2 separate regions of the Homo sapiens genome follow, and region 2 is linked to region 1. A link is a loop called in an ENCODE intact Hi-C map of the cell type or tissue named here. Cell type or tissue: HCT116. All regions are shown on one strand. Each heading gives the region's core, and the rest is flanking DNA. Links, peaks and the distances in the headings are about the cores only. Region 1 has its middle 20 kb from the start of GTF2IRD1. Region 2 overlaps GTF2IRD1 (GTF2I repeat domain containing 1).

What was found. Peaks named below come from ENCODE experiments on the same cell type or tissue, not always from the same donor. Only the 100,000 strongest peaks of a DNase experiment are listed, where the experiment ranks them.
Region 2: a loop joins it to region 1, with 6 times the contacts of the local background. A loop is called at or near these places in 5 of 110 quality-filtered maps.

The regions. Positions count from the first base shown.
Region 1 is chr7:74,430,027-74,438,351 of GRCh38, reverse strand. No RefSeq gene overlaps it. Among named protein-coding and RNA genes, the nearest start is that of GTF2IRD1, 20 kb to the left of the region's middle. RefSeq lists enhancers at 2,329-2,948, 3,570-4,190, 7,759-8,325. In HCT116, for the core only: no CTCF peak of the experiment used is centred there; a DNase peak (open chromatin) is centred at 3,511.
Region 2 is chr7:74,483,316-74,491,640 of GRCh38, reverse strand. All of the region lies in intron 1 of GTF2IRD1 (GTF2I repeat domain containing 1), which reads right to left. It also overlaps the pseudogene RNA5SP233. Among named protein-coding and RNA genes, the nearest start is that of GTF2IRD1, 34 kb to the right of the region's middle. In HCT116, for the core only: no CTCF peak of the experiment used is centred there; no DNase peak of the experiment used is centred there; H3K27ac peaks cover 902 bases.

The DNA of each region.
Region 1 (8,325 bases), core at 95-8,094:
GAAATGAGAAATATTTTATTGGAAACCAGAGAAAAGGTCATCCTTGTTACAAAATGGCAAAGAACTTAGCTGAATTTTGTTCATGTCCTACTACTTTGTGGAAAGTAGAATTTAAGAGTGATGAACTAATATATTTGTTGGAGGAAATCTCTGAGCAAAGTGTTCAGGGTGCTACATGGTTGCTCTTAACTGCTGATAGTAAAATGCAACAAGAGAGGGATTAACTAAAGACAGAATTTATAATAAAAAGGGAGGCAGAATAAAGATTTGAAAAATTCTCAGACTGGCCAGGTTGTAAAAGTGTGTTTAAGACAAAATACCCGGTGGCTCACGCCTGTAATCTCAGCACTTTGGGAGGCTGAGGCGGATGGATCATGAGGTCAGGAGTTTGAGACCAGCCTGACCAACATAGTGAAACCCCGTCTCTACCAAAAATAGAAAAATTAGCCAGGTGTGATGGTGTGCGCCTCTAATCCCAGCTACTCAGGAGGCCGAGGCAGGAGAAACGCTTGAACCCGGGAGGCAGAGGTTGCAGTGAGCTGAGATCACGCCATCACACTCCAGCCTGGATGACAGAGTGAGACTCCATCTCAAAAAAAAAAAAAAAAAAAAAAAAAAAAAAGGGAGAGAGAGAAAAAATACCAAGGGTAATAAGAAGATTAATAAGAGGCCGAGCACGGTGGCTCACACCTGTAATCCCAGCACTTTGGGAGGCCAAGGCAGGTGGATCACTTGAGCCCAGGAGTTTGAGACCAGCCTGGGCAACATGGCAAAACTCTGTCTCCACTAAAAATACAAAAATTAGCAGGGTGTGGTGGCTCATGCCTGTAATCCCAGCTACTCAGGAGGCTGAGGCACAAGAATTGCTTCAGCCTGGGAGGTGGAGGTTGCAGTGAGCCAAGATTGCACCACTACACTCCAGCCTAGGCAACAGAGTGAGACTCTGTCTCAAAAAAAAAAAAAATTATCCAGGTGTGGTGGCACACGCCTATAGTGCCACCTGCTCTGGAGGCTGAGCTGGGAGGATTGCTTGAGCCCAGGATTTCAAGACCAGCTTGGGCAACATGGTGTGACTTCACCTCTACCAAAAAAAAAAAATTTAGTTGGGCATGGTGGCATGTTCTTGTGGTCTCAGCCACTCGAGGCCAGGGGATTACTTAAGCCCAGGAGGCTGAGTCTGCAGTGAGCTATGCTAGCACCACTGCAATCCAGCCTGGGCGACAGAGCAGGAAAATTTAATGTTGTTTGCCCTGTTGGGTTTGGGACTTACTTAGGATCTATTATCCTTTCCTTCTTTCCTTATTCTATTTTTTTTTTCAATCCTTTCCTTCTTTCCTACTTCCCCCTTTCGGAATGGAAACATCTGTCCTGTACCTGGCCCACTGTTGTCTTTTGGAAGCACTTTACTTGTTTGATTTCATAGACTCAGCAGGAGGCATATTGATGCCTCAGGATGAAACACACCCTAGAGTCTTACCCATATCTGAGGTAGATAATATTTAGATGAGACTTTGGACTTGGACTTTAAAGTTGATGCTAGAATCAGTTAAGGCTTTTCAGGGCTACTGGGATAAAATGAGTAGTATGTTTGTTTGTTTGTTTTGTTTTGTTTTGAGACAAGGTCTTACTCTGTTGCCCAGGTTAAAGTGCAGTGGCGCAATTGTGGCTCACTGCAGCCTCGACTTCCTGGGCTTAGGTGATCCTCCCACCTTGGCCTCCCAAAGTGCTGGGATTACAGACGTGAGCCATTGTGCCTGGCTGGAATGAATGTATGTCATATGTGAACGTGAAAAGGACATGAGTTTTGGGGGCCCAGGAGCAGAATGCTATGATTTCAATGATGATGTCTCTTCCAAAATTCATGTTGAGACTTACTCATTGTGGTGGTGGTATTGAGAGGTGGGGTCTTTTTGGGAAGTAATTAGGTCATGAGAGCATGAGCCTACAGATTGGTGCCTTATAAAAGGGCTGGAGGGAACTAGCTTAGGACCCTTTGCCTTTCCACCTTCTGCCATGTGTGAGCAGAGTTCATCCCCCACGCAGGATGCAGCCAAAAGGTGCCATCTTGGAAGCAGAGACTAGGGCCCTCCCCAGGCAGTGAACCTGCTGGCTACTTGATCTTGGACTTCCCAGCCTCTAGAACCATGAGAAAATAAATTTCTGTTCTTTATAAATTCCCCAGTTTCAGGTATTTTGTCTTTTAAAATATTTTTTTATTTTGTGTTTTTATTTTTATGGGTTTTTTTTAATATAATTCTTTTTTTTTTTTTTGAGATGGGTGTCTCACTCTGTCACCCAGGCTGGTGTGCAGTGGCATGATCTCAGCTCACTGCAACCTCCCACTCCCGGGTTCAAGGGATCCTCCCACCTCAGCCTCCCAAGTAGCTGGGACTACAGGCATGCACCACCATGCCGGGATAATTTTTATATTTTGGTGGAGACAGGTTTCACCATGTTGCCCAGGCTGGTCTCAAACTCCCGGGTCCAAGGGATCTGCCATCTTGGCCTCCCAAAGTGCTGAGATTACAGGTGTGAGCCACTGTGCCCAGCCTCAGGTATTTTGTCACAGCAGCACAAACAGCCTGAACTCAGAGCGCTAGAGAGGCATGATCTTCCACGGGTCACTGGGGGCTGGTCCTGGAGATGCTGTTGGGCAGATATACATGTCAGCACCAGCCAGCACTCAGAGAACCCTGAGGGTCTTAGACAGTGGCCACCTCGGTAGGTGTCCTCCCTGCCTTCTTGTCTGCCCGGCAATGCTCTGTTCGCCTCTGCGGGCTCACCTCCCAGGTTACTGCCTCCAGGAAGGAGCCCCTGATCTCAGGCTGGTCAGGTGCCTGTCTGGGCCTCCCAAGCCCACAGTGCTTTGAAACCATCTGCCTTCCCACTGGACCATGAGGTTCTCCAGCAGGGGCCCTGTCTGAGGGCTCTCTGAGTCCCTGCACCCAGCATACGACCTGACCCAGAGTCTGAGGCTGCCAGGGCTTTGCTGGAACAAGTGGCTAAAGGCAGGAGCTGTGAGAGGCGGGTGAAGGGGCTGGGGGCTCAGGAGGGACACCAGGGCAGGGCTCTGACTCAGCTCCTGCTGTCTACTTGGGAGAAACAACCCAGAAGGCCCAGAGAGAGGTTGCTGTCCAGGAGCTGTCTCCACTGCCGGCTGGCTCAGCTTCCTCCCCGGAATAACTTAGTAAGAGTCAGTGTTCTCCCCGTCTCTAGTTAAACATTAAAAATTAGGCCACGTGCAGTGGCTCACACCTGTAATCCTAGCACTTTGGGAGGCCGAGGTAGGGGGATCACCTGAGGTCAGGAGTTCGAGACCAGCCTGGGCAACATGGTGAAACCCCATCTCTACTAAAAATCCAAAAATTAGCTGGGTGTGGTGGTGGGCACTTATAATTCCAGCCACTCGGGAGGCTGAGGCAGGAGAATTGCTTGAACCCGGGAGGCGGAGGTTGCGGTGAGCCAAGATTGAGTCACAGCACTCCCGCCTGGGTGACAAGCGTAAGACTCCGTCTCAAAACAAAAACAACAACAAAAAATTAGGCCCAACCCCTGGGAATACTTACCAGCCCCACTCACCTTCCTGGGCTGGCCTCTTGGAAGCCCCGGGGTTCTACAGGCTCAGGTTCCCAGCTGCCCTGGCCCTCACATGCTTGGTGTTACCCGGCTGGGCTCCCTAACTGGGCCACCACTGGGAAAGGTGCTGGGTTAGATGGAGTCACCCCTGTGTGTGACCCATTTCTGTGGACCCCACCTGCCCTGTGTACATCTGCATATATGATGCAGTCACAGCATTTTCTGCCTATCACCTTCTCTGCCCAAACCTCAGTTTCTTTATTCATTTGTTTATTTAGAGATAGGGTCTTACTCTGTTACCCAGGCTGGAGTAAAGTGGCTCGATCACAGCTTGCTGTAGCCTCCACCTCTTAGGCTCAAATGATCCTCCCACCTCAGCCTCCTGAGTGGCTGGGACTACAAGCATGTGCCCAGCCAATTTTATTTATTTATTTTTTGTAGAGATGGAGAGTCACTGGGTTGCCCAGGCTGGTCTCGAAATTCTGGGCTCAAGCGATCCTCTCGCAATGGCCTCCCAAAGTGCTGGGATTACAGACGTGAGCCCCGCACCCGGTCCTCAAACTTTCGTTTCCTATACTCAGGATGGGGATGGTTGTGCCATCTGGGGAGCGTCAGGTGGGCCAGCCACAAGGCCAGGAGAATGAGATTCCTCTGTAAAGAGGACAGAGCCCTTCCTCCTCAGCCAGCCTCAGCTCTGCCGCTCACACGTCTGGGCTCCCTGCTGCCCGGGATCCCAGCCTGCCGGAAATGTAGCAGAAAATTTGCCACCTCTTTACTACGAGCCCCAGGACAGGGTAGGTCTGGGGGCAGGAGGCCCCTCTTTATTCTAGTTTGCCAAGAACTGAATAAAGAAGAAAAAGAAAACCACCCGGCCGGGCGTGGTGGCTCATGCCTATTGTCCCAGCACTTTGGGAGGCCGAGGCAGAGGTCGAGTCGTGTGGATCACTTGAGGTCAGGAGTTTGAGACCAGCCTGGCCAACATGGCGAAACCCCATCTCTACTAAAAATACAAAAATTAGCGGCTGGGCATGGTGGCTCATGCCTGTAATCCCAGCACTTTGGGAGGCCGAGGTGGGTGGATCACAAGGTCAGGAGATCGAGACCATCCCAACTAACATGGTGAAACCCCGTCTCTACTAAAAATACAAAAAAATTAGCTGGGCGGGGTGGCAGGCGCCTGTAGTCCCAGCTACTTGAGAGGCTGAAGCAGGAGAATGGCTTGAACCTGGGAGGCAGAGCTTGCAGTGAGCCGAGATCGCGCCACTGTACCAGCCTGGGCAACAGAGCAAGACTCCGTCTCCAAAAAAAAAAAAAAAAAGAAAATTAGCCAGGCATGATGGCAGGTGCCCTGTAATCCCATCTACTCAGGAGGCTGAGGCAGGAGAAGCGCTTGAACCCGGGAGGCAGAGGTTGCAGTGAGCCGAGATTGTGCCATTGCACTCCAGCCTGGGTGACAGAGCAAGACTCTGTCTCAAAAAACAAAACAAAACAAAAACAAAAACAACAAGAAGAAAAAGAAAACCACTGAAGACATGCTTCTCTTTCCCTACCCCGAATGGTGCAGCTCCAGGGCCAGGGTTGGCTACATCACTGCAAGAGGAAAGTGTGGGGCACATTGTTCAAAAAGCAGGAAAAATGTGTCCTCGAAGGTGCTAAAATACAAAACTTCTTCCTTTCATCCTTGGGCTGACTCTCTCTTGACATCATGATTTTGAAAAAAATTGCTATTTGCCATTTAATGTCGTTCTTAATACAGAAACATTAAAATGCTAAATGATTAGTCTTTTACTATTTCATTCTTTACCATTTATCTTTATATCGTTCAATGCTGGCTTTAAATGTAGCTATAAGAGCATTTTACTCGTGAGCAGAATCGCCGAATCTACACAATTCATATTGTGCCTCATGTGCAAATAATGTGTTTCTTTCTTTTTTTTTTTTTTGGAGACAGAGTCTGGCTCTGTCACACAGGCTCCCTCTGCCTCCCAGGTTCAAGTGATTCTCCTGCCTCGGCCTCCTGAGTAGCTGGGACTACAAGCGTGTGCCTCCATGCCCAGCTAATTTTTGTATTTTTAGTAGAGACGGGGTTTCACCATGTTGGCCAGTCTGGTCTTGAACTCCTGACCTCAGGTGATCCACCTGCCTCAGCCTCCCAAAGGGCTGGGATTATAGGCTTGAGCCACCGTGCCCTGCTCAGTTTTATTTTTATTTTTTTAGAGACGGAGTCTCACTTTGTCGCCCAGGCTGGAGTGCAGTGGCATACTCTCAGCTCACTGTAACCTCTGCCTCCCAGGTTCAAGCAATTTTCGTGCCTCAGCCTCCCGAGTAGCTGGGATTACAGGTGTGCGCCACTACGCATGACTAATTTTTTTGTATGTTTAGTAGAGATGGGGGTTTCACATGGTGGCCAGGCTGGTCTCAAACTCCTGACCTCAGGTGATCCATCTGCCTCAGCCTCCCAAAGTGCTTGGATTACAGGCATGAGACACTGCGCCCGGCCAAGTTCTGGTTTGAATAGAAACTTAGGGCCTTCAGGCCAATCACAGTGGCTCATGCCTGTAATCCCAGCACTTTGAGAGGCTGAGGTGGGAGGGTCGCTTCAGGCCAGGAGTTTGAGACCAGCCTTGGCACCATAGAGAGACCCCATCTGTACAAAATATACAAAAAATTAGCTGAGTGTGGTGGCATGTGCCTGTAGAACCAGCTGCTCAGGAGGCTGAGATTCGAGGATCACTTGAGCCCAGGAGTTCAAGTCTGCAGTGAGCCATGATCGCGCCACTGCTCTCCAGCCTAGGTGACAGAGCAAGACCGTATCTCAATAATAATAATAATAAATAAATAAATAAAAATTAAAAGTAAGGTCTTCAAGGCTGTCAATGGCCTCTTTTTTTTTTCAGTTTGTTTTTTTGAGACAGAGTCTCACCCTGTAGTGCAGTGGCACGATCTCAGCTTACTGCAACCTCCACCTCCTGGATTCAAGCAATTCTTGTGCCTCAGGCTCCCAAGTAGCTGGGATTATAGGTGCGCACCACCACCCCTGGCTAATTTTTGTATTTTTAGTAGAGAAGGGGTTTCGTCATGTTGGCCAGGCTGGTTTTGAACTCCTGACCTCAAGTGATCCCCCACCTTGGCCTCCCAAGGTGCTGGCATTACAGGCATGGATGGCCTCTTGATAGAACGTGTTTACTTAATACCTGTTTTGAGTCACAGGCCCAAGCTTCTGCATTAGGAGCCTGTTTGCTGTCCCTCTCCTCTTCCTGCCTGGAAATCAAGCGGCTGCCCCACTCCTGCTACTTATAAGCTGTGCCACCTCGGGTGGCCACCTCCCCTCTCAGAGCCTCAGTTCCCCGGAGTGATAGCAGTGGTTGCTGAGGGCTGCCTGACCCCCTTGTGAGCTTGCCGTCTGTCAGGCCACAGAAGCAGAGTCCTCTCCCCTCCGCCACTTTGCCACACTTGGGGACGTTTAGGGAACTATGGGTGCTCAGGGTCCTGTAGGTGGCACTGGCCCTGGCCCTGGGGCAGCCCGGCCCCCTTTCTGGGGTGGGGTGATGGCTTGAATCCCAAAGTGTATTTTTTTTTCCTACCCAGCTGGAGTTTCCGCTGACACAGCCGTGTTTTCAGCGCTGGCATTGTGCTTGTATTTAGGTCAGGCCTATTTTAATGCCGCTGGGGACTTGTGCCGGGCTGAGACCGCCTTCCAGGGTTGACACAGAGGAGTGCTGGGCTGCTGAGGGTTTGGAGAGGATGGATGGATGAAGGGAGGAGGGAGGCAGGTGAGGAGGGAGACAGGAAGTGGCAGGTGGCCTTGACCCCCAAATCCTGGCCTATCTGGGGCCCCTACACCCTCTCCCTTTCTATTTTCTTTCTTTTTTTTTTTTTGAGACAGAATCTCAGTCTGTCACCCAGGCTGGAGCGCAGTGGCGCAATCTCGGCTCACTGCAACCTCCTCCTCCCGGGTCCACACGATTCTCCTGCTTCAGCCTCCCGAGTAGCTGGGATTACAAGCGCCCACCACTATGCCTGGCTAATTTTTTTTTTTTTTTTGTATTTTTAGTAGAGATGAGGTTTTACCACATCAGCCAGGCTGGTCTCAAACTCCTGACCTCAGGTGATTCACCCGCCTCGGCTTCCCAAAGTGCTGGGATTTCAGGCGTGGGCCATCACACCCGGCCACACCCCTCCCTTTCTGGCAAGGATCCCCACCCCAACATATACACACTTAGTCTGGTGGGAGGAGAGTCCTACACTGGGCCTCAGGGGACATGGTCGACATTCCTCCAATGTGTGATTTTGCAAGTGATGCTCTCTCCTGCCTCGGTTTCCCCATTTGTCCAAGGAAGGGTTGCTTTGATGACGCAGCCCAGCTCCTCTGGGACTTTGAGAGCACAGGCTGCCAGGCATGGTGGCTCACACCTGTAATCCCAGCACTTTGGGAGGCTTCTGAAGCGGGAGGACTGCTTGAGGCCAGGAGTTTGAGACCACCCTGCACCACATAGCGAGACCCCATCTCTACTAAGAAATTAGCTGGGCATGGCCGGGCATAGTGGCTCATGCCTGTAATCCCAGCAATTTGGGAGGCCAAGGTGGGCAGATCACCTGAGGTAAGGAGTTCGAGACCAGCCTGCTCAATATGGCATCACCCTGTCTCCACTAAAAATACAAAAAATTAGCAGGGCATGGTGGTGGGTGCCTGTAATCCCAGCTACTCGGAAGGCTGAGGCAGGAGAATCACTTGAACCCAGGAGGTGG
Region 2 (8,325 bases), core at 236-8,235, 53 kb before region 1:
GGACATGGATGGAGCTGGAGGCCATTATCCTTAGCAAACTAACACAAGAACAGAAAACCAAATACTGCATGTTCTCACTTATAAGTGGGAGCTGAACAATGAGAACACATGGACACAGAGAGGGGGGCAACACACACTGGGGCCTTTCAGAAGGTGGAGGGTGGGAGGAGGGAGAAGATCATAAGAAATAACTATTGGGTACTGGGCTTAATACCTGGGTGAAAAAAGAATCTGTACAACAAACCCCCATGACACAAGTTTACCTATGTCACAAACCTGCACACTTGTACCCAAGAACCTCAAAGTAAAAAAAAAAAAAAAAAAAAAAAGAATTTTTTTTTCTCCCTCACTCTGTCACCCAGGCTGGAGTGCAGCAGTGGGATCTCAGCTCACTGCAACCTCCACCTCCAGGGTTCAGGCGATTCTCGTGCCTCAGCCTCCTGAGTAGCTGGGATTACAGGTGCCTGCCACCACGCCCATCTAATTTTTGTATTTTTAGTAGAGATGGGGTTTCACCATGTTGGCCAGAATGGTCTTGAACTCCTGACCTCATGATCTGCCCACTTTAGCCTTCCAAAGTGCTGGGATTACAGGCATGAGCCACCGCACTCGGCCTGAAATTTCTGTTGCTTTAAGGCACGAAGTCTGTGTGGCCCGTGTTACAGCAGCTTCAGGAAATTAACACTGGCTCCTTCACTGGCTGTACCCCACCTCACAAAGACAGTCCACATCCTCAGCCCCTTGGACACTCAGTCCTCAGCTCAGACCTCTGCAAAGCTCAGGCCTGGGTTTGCTGGAGAGCTCTCCAATCTCTTCCCCCTTGGAAGCGCCACTAGAAAGAGCCGGATTTTTCTGGACACCAGAGAAGCGTCTCTGTGATTCAAGTCTCACTGCCCTATGGACCAGCTGGGGCGTTGGAGCTGATGGAGAAAAAAAAAAATACACCCAACCACGTAAAAGGCAAAGGCAGGCACACACCCCACCCAAACACGGCCCCCGCACCATCCGCTGCCATATGCTTGTTTCTTGAAAAAGAAGCTTGAGAGAACAAACAAAAAAGAAATTTCTCCCCTTCTGGAAGGCGGGCGGGGGGGGGGGTATCCTTTCTCCCCAGCAGCCTCAGCCTCCCTCTGAATACTCCCTCTCTAGTCCCAGAGGCTCCCCAGTGGGGGTAGAGTGGCCTGGGGGTCCTGGATTCCTGCCCTCCCCCACCACCACTGTCACTGTAGCCGGGAAGAACACTGCCAGTCACAGCCCTGGCCTTCCATTCGTATCTGCTCAGGCCAGGCTCTGGGCTGGGCAGCGGGAGGGGGTCTTACACCCAGCCGCAGTGCAGTAGAAGGCAGTCTGGGGTCATGGTTAAGACACCTGGGGTCTCACTGGGCGCAGTGGCTCACGCCTGTAATCCCAGTGCTTTGGGAGGCTAAGGCAGGAGGATCAAGCCCAGGAGTTCAAGATCAGCCTGGGCAGCACAGTGAGACCCCATCTCTACAAAAAAACAAAAAAGTTAGCCAGGTGTGGTGGTGCGTGCCTGTTGTCCCAGCTACTCGGGGTGCTGAGGCAGGAGGATAGCTTGACACGGGAGGTCAAGGCTGCAATGAGCTATGACTGCAGCACTGCAGTCCAACCCAGGGGACAGAGCTAGACTCTGTCACACACACACACAAAAAAAATCTGAGTTCCAGTCCTGGATCTGACCCCAAAAGCTGTCCTCCAAGTCCTCTGCCCCACTCCCTGCTAACAGAATCCCCCCGTTGTGTCCTGGTATCTAAAGATGGGACAAACTTTGCTGGGTTGTCCCAACAACCAGTGCTTGGGGCAGCTGGGCCCTCCCAGTCCCTGGGAGGAACTTTGGTGATTCTCCAAGGCTCAGAGCAAGGCACTCCTTTTCCCCTAGCTGGGACAGGTGTAAGGAGAGGCCAGAACCCAATTCTGGCCACTGAGACATGAGGGACTTCTAGGAGAGCTGTCCTTGCCCTTAGAAAGGAACTGAAACCAGGCCAGGAGTGGTGGCTCACACCTGTCATCTCAGCACTTTGGGAGGCCAAGGTGGGCAGATCACCTGAGGTCAGGAGTTTGAGACCAGGCTGGCCAACATGGCGAAACCCCGTCTCTACTAAAAATACAAAAATTAGCCAGGTGTGGTGGTACATGCCTGTAATCCCAGCTACTTGGGAGGCTGAGGCAGGAGAATCGCTTGAACCCAGGAGGCGGAGGTTGCAGTGAGCTGAGATCACACCATTGCACTCCAGCCTGGGCAACAGAGCAAGACTCCGTCTCAAATAAAAAAAGGGACTGAAACCAGGGATGTCCTCCTTCTCCTGCATGTGACACCCCCGACCATGACAGCCAACTAGAGACATGAAAAGAATCAGCCCGGGAGGTGAGGGTATCTGAGGATGGCAGGGTGAACTCGTGGAAGAACTTGGTCCTGTATGACCCCAGATCTGCCATCTCTAAGCTTTGGGTGAAACAGTAAAAGTCTTTTTTTTTCTTTTTGAGATGGAGTCTTACCCTGTTGCCCAGGCTGGAGTGCAGTGGCACGATCTTGGCTCACTGCAACTTCTGCCTCCTGGGTTCAAATGATTCTCCTGCCTCAGCCTCCTGAGTAGCTGGGATTACAGGAACCCACCACCACACCCGGCTAATTTTTGTATTTTTAGTAGAGACGGGGTTTTGTTATGTTGGCCAGGCTGGTCTTGAACTCCTGACCTCAGGTGATCCGCCACCTTGGCCTCCCAAAGTGCTGGGATTACAGGAATGAACCACCGCGCCCAGGCAAAAGTCCATATTTCTTAAGGCACTCTTAGTAGAGGTTTCTTTTCTTCTTTCCTTTTTTACCCCCCCAGGACTAGAGTTTCTTTTCTTCTCTCTCTCTCTCTTTTTTTCTTCTGTCACCCAGGCTGGAGTGCAGTGATGCAATCATAGCTAACTACAGCCTCGATCTTGATCTCTCCTAGACTCAAGCAATCCTCCAGCCTCAGCCTCCCAAGTAGCTGGGACTACGGGCGCCTGCCACCACACCTGGCTCACTTAAAAAATCTTGTTAGAGACAGGGTCTCACTATGTTGCCCAGGCTGGTTCTGAACTCCTGGTCTCAAGCAATCCTCCTGCCTTGGCCTCCCAAAGTGATGGGATTACAGGCGTGAGCCACCGTGCCCAGCCAGAGGTTTCTTTCATTTGCAGCTAAAAACATCCTACTTAAGTCAGTCTTTACCAGTTGTAAAGTCACCCATTTGTTTTTGACTACAGGTCTATTTTACAATTTCCTTTCCAACTGCAGCTGAAGAGCCTACATCCGATTTTGATACCCAGAGCAAGATTTGAAGATTCTGAGTGTGCTACAATTCTTTATTTTGACACAGGGTCTCACTCTGTCTCTAGGCTGGAGTGAAGTGGGTGTGATCATAGCTCACTGCAGCCTCCAACTCCTGGGCTCAAGCGATCCTCCCGCCTCAGCCTCCTGAGTAGCTGGGACCACAGCGTGTGTCGCCACACCCAGCTAAGTTTTTATTTTTACTTTTTAGAGATAGGGTCTCACTGTGTTGCCCAGGCTGATCTTGAACTCCTGGCCTCAAGTGATCTTCTCACCTTGGGCTCCCAAAGTGCTAGATTATGAGTGTGAGCCACTGCACCCGGCTAACTTTATTTTTTATGCTGAGGGCTCCATCTCTAGTCCCACCACCCTCTTACCATGATGTTTGAGGAGGCACAATATTCTGAAAAAAATGGAAGTGATGGAAACAAAATGGAAAATTTGAAAAGATTAAAATATAAGTAATTCTTTTAAAAATGTCCTCTATATTTCTGAAGCATCTTTGTTAGTTTAAAATATAAAAATGCATTATGTATAAGTTGTTTTGTTCAACATTGCCACAGATTTGCTGTATCAAATTCAAAACTACAGTTTATTCAGAAGCCACCAATTTTAGATTTAATCACATTTTAAATGTTTAACATCTTTGTTACCAATGGAATTACAGTGTTTTGGGCTTTAAATAAGCTAGGCTTTCTTGTATATTTTTAAAAATTGTTTAAGTAATGTGGATAATTTATCTTTCTCTGGCTTTAAAAAAAATTTCCTAGAGATTGCAAAAACAGTCTACGGCCCCACCACCCTGAAAGAGCCTGATCTCATCTGATCTCAGAAGCTAAGCAGAGTCGGGTCTGGTTAGTTCTTAGATAGGAGACTGCAAAAAACAGGTGTTACACTTTGGGTGACTTAGTATTTCTTACGATATCAAGTAGAACTGGAAAGCTTTCATATTCAGAAAGGGAATAGAGACAAAGAGAGAAGTTACCCTGGCCAGGTGCAGTGGCTCACGCCTGTAATCCCAGCACTTTGGGAGGCCGAGGCGGTCGATAACCTGAGGTCCGGAGTTCAAGACCAGCCTGGCCAACATGGCGAAACCTCATCTCTATTAAAATACAAAAATTAGCCCTGCATGGTGTTGGGTGCCTGTAATTCTAGCTACTTGGGAGGCTGAGGCAGGGAGAATCATGTGAACCTGGGAGGCGGAGGTTGCAGTGAGCCAAGATCGCGCCACTGCACTCCCACCTGGGTGACAGAGACTCCATCTCAAAAGGAAAAAAGAAAAGAAAAGTTATCTTGTAATTCTCTCATCTACATCACTGAGTCCAACTTTTGGGAACTTTTGTCTAATGCGTCTCATTTCTTTGTTTTTAGAGACAGGGTCTTGCTATGTTGTCCAGGCTGGTTTCAAACTCCTGGGCTCAAGGGATCTTCCCCACGCCACCCTCAGTGTCCTGAGTAGCTGGGATTACAGGAGCACACAACCACGCTTGGCTATTTTTTTTCATTTTTTTTTTTTGTAGAGACATGGTCTTGCTATGTTGCTCAGGCTGGTCCTGAACTCCTAGGCTCAAGCAATCCTCCTGCCTCAGCTTCCTGAGTAGCTGGGACTATAGGCATGAGCCACCATGCCCAGCTGAACGTGCTGGGATTGTGAGGCAGACAGATGCTGTGTGGCTGGTACCTCAATCCCCATATAACCAACTTCTCCCTTGCTCTCCTCTTCTGTAGGGGCCACAACACAAAATCCTCCCATTCCTATACTCTCTTGCAGCCAGAGATGACCACAAGACACAGTCTAACCAGTGAGGCATTCCCAAACAAAAGAGCAGAGTTTCCCTGGAAGCAGGCAATGGGGGGCTCAATCCCTTACTCCCTATGCCCTGCCTGGTGGCTGACATCCACTTTAGGCCAGGATGACCAAAGCCCTCAGCCAGAGGAGAGAGAGAGAGATGGCGCAGGCCCCTCAGATGTGCCTGAGCAGCTGCCTGCGGCTGGACCACCCACCCATGCCTCCTGTTACACGAGACACCCCTCTCTCCTAAGCCTCTGTTTCTCAGGTTGCTTGCAACAAACACATTCCTAACAGAAATAGACTCCACGGCGGTGTGGGCGGATCACTTGAGGTCAAGAGTTCGAGACCAGCCTGGCCAACATGGTGAAACCACATCTCTACTAAAAATACAAAAATTAGCTGGGCGTGGTGTTGGGCACCTATAATCCCAGCTACTCAGGAGGCTGAGGCAGGAGAACTGCTTGAACCTGGGAGGCGGAGGTTGCAGTGAGCCAAGATCATGCCACCGTACTCCAGCCTGGGTGACAGGGCAAGACTCCATCTCAAAAAAAAAAAGAAACAGATTCCATGGGAGGCATTTTCTTTTCTTTCTTCTTCTTTTTTTTTAAAGACAGGGTCTCACTCTGTCACCGAGGCTGGAGTGCAGAGGCACGATCATAGCTCACTGCAGCCCCACCTTCCTGGACTCAAGCAATTCTCCTGCCTCAGGCTCACGAGTACCTGGGACTACATGATTGCGCCACCATACCCGGCTAATTTTTTAAAAAATTTTTAGTAGAGACAGAGTCTTGCTATGTTGCCCAGGCTGGTCTCAAACTCCTGCCCTCAAGTGATCCACCTGCCTCGGCCTCTCAAAGTGCCGGGATTATAGGTGTGAGCCACTGCTCCCAGCTGCATCTATTTTTTTTTTTTCTTTGAGATGGAGTCTTGCTCTTTTACCCAGGCCAGACTGCAGTGGCACTATCTCGGCTCACTGCAAGCTCCGCCTCCTGGGTTCACACCATTCTCCTGCCTCAGCCTCCCGAGTAGCTGGGACTACAGGCGTCCGCCACCACGCCCAGCTAATTTTTTGTGTTTTTAGTAGAGACGGGGTTTCACCGTGTTAGCCAGGATGGTCTCGATCTCCTGACCTCGTGATCCGCCCGCCTCGGCCTCTCAAAGTGCTGGGATTACAGGCGTGAGCCACCGCACCCAGCCAGCTGCATCTATTTTTAAAGGCCTCAGTCTCCAAGACTCGTCTGATGAATTCCACTGTCCATCAATCCTGGCCATTGAGGAAAGTGTGTCCAAACATCCATTCCAGGTTTCTCCTGCAGCAGCCCCACTGCTGCCTCCCCTGGGGCATCTGTAGCTAGAGGATGCCTTGATGCACATCCCTCTGGCATGATCCCACTCACAAGCCTCTTTCCTGCACCCTAAGCCACCCAGCTCCGGGCCCTTGGTCAGAGGTGTCGGGAGGTGGCATGTCTCCCACCCACGCATCTGAGGCCAGAAGAAGTCTCAGTGGGATTCTGGAAGGAAGGACTCAAGCATTGGATAAGGGGTTGAAAGAGGCGATTTCTCAGATCCACTCCAGATTTGAGATCCCTCATTACAGCAATGTTGTTAATAAAACAGTAATAGTCTCAAAGACACATCTGTACAGCCATGTTCATAGGATCAGTATTCACAATAGCCAAAAGGCAGAAACCGTCCCAGCGTCCGATGATGAATGGATAAAAAACCACAGTCTATCCATACAATGGAATATTACTGAGCCTTAAAAAGGAAAGACAGGCTGGGTGCAGTGGCTCATGACTGTAATCCTAACATTTGGGAGGCTGAGGCGGGTGGATCACCTGACGTCAGGAGTTTGAGACCAGCCTGGCCAACATGGTGAAATCTCGTCTCTACTAAAAATACAAAAATTAGCTGGCTGTGGTGGCAGGTGCCTGTAATCACAGCTACTCGGGAGGCTGAGGCAGGAGAATTGCTTGAACCCGGAGGGTGGAGGTTGCAGTAAGCCAAGATCGCACCACTTCGCTCCAGCCTGGGTGGGTGAAAGAGTGAGACTCCAATTCAAAAAAAAAAAAAAAAAAAGAAGGATGGCCGGGTGTGGTGGCTCATGCCTGTAATCTCAGTACTTTGGGAGGCTGAGACAGGAGGATCACTTGAGCCTGGGAGGTAGAGGTTGCAGTGAGCTGAGGTCACACTACTGCACTCCAGCCTGGGTGACAGAGTGAGACCCTGTCTCAATTTAAAAATAAAAAAAGACCATCATGTTAGGCCCGGTGATGCATATACCATCTCTCCAAATCCTTGACTCCATGGCTTTGGTTCCTGAAGACCCAAGTCCAGGTTCATTGCCATTACGCTGACAGAGAATTTAGGGACACAGGCTTTCAGCCAACACAAGGGAACATTCCTAATGGGAAGAACTGTCCCAGAATGGAAGAACAAGCTGCTGTGTGGGCACTGAGTCTCCATCTCTGGGGGCTGCTCAGTGGAAGCTGCCCACTTATCAAGGCCTCTCAGAGGGTCTTTGCACCTGGGAGACTCTGGCTGTATCTACACGGCTCCTTCCTTCCACCAAGAAATCTGGCCTGGAGGTAATTCAGGCAGAGCAGAAGTGAGACACTGCATTTTTGCTCCACTTAGAAATGAGCCAAGTTGGTAAATAAGATTTTTTTTTTTTTAAAGAGACAGAGTCTTGCTCTGCCACCTAGGCTGGAATGCAATGGCGTGATTATGGCTCACTGCACCCTCAAACTCCTGGACTCAAGCCATCTGCCGGCCTCAGCCTCCCGAGTAGCTCCCTGCTAATTTTTTTAAAAATGTTTTGTAAAGATGGAGTCTCGCTCTGTCACCCAGGCTGGAATGCAGTGGCACGATCATGGCTCACTGCAGCCTCAAATTCCTGGACTCCAGCCATCCGCCTGCCTCAGCCTCCCAAGTAGCTGGGGTTACAGGTGCATGCTGCCATGCCTGATTTTTAAAAATTTTTTTTGTAGAGACAGTCTTGTTCTGCCACCCAGCCTGGAGTGCAGTGCTGCAATCATAGCTCATTGCAGCCTCAAATTCCTGGGCTCAAGCGATTCTTTCCCTCAGCCTCGCAAGTAGCTGGAACTGCAGACACATGCCACCATGCCCAGCTAATTAAAAAAAAAATTTTTTTTTTTTTAGAGATGGGGCCTTGCTATGTTGCCCAGGCTGGGCTCAAATTCTTGGGCTCAAGCAA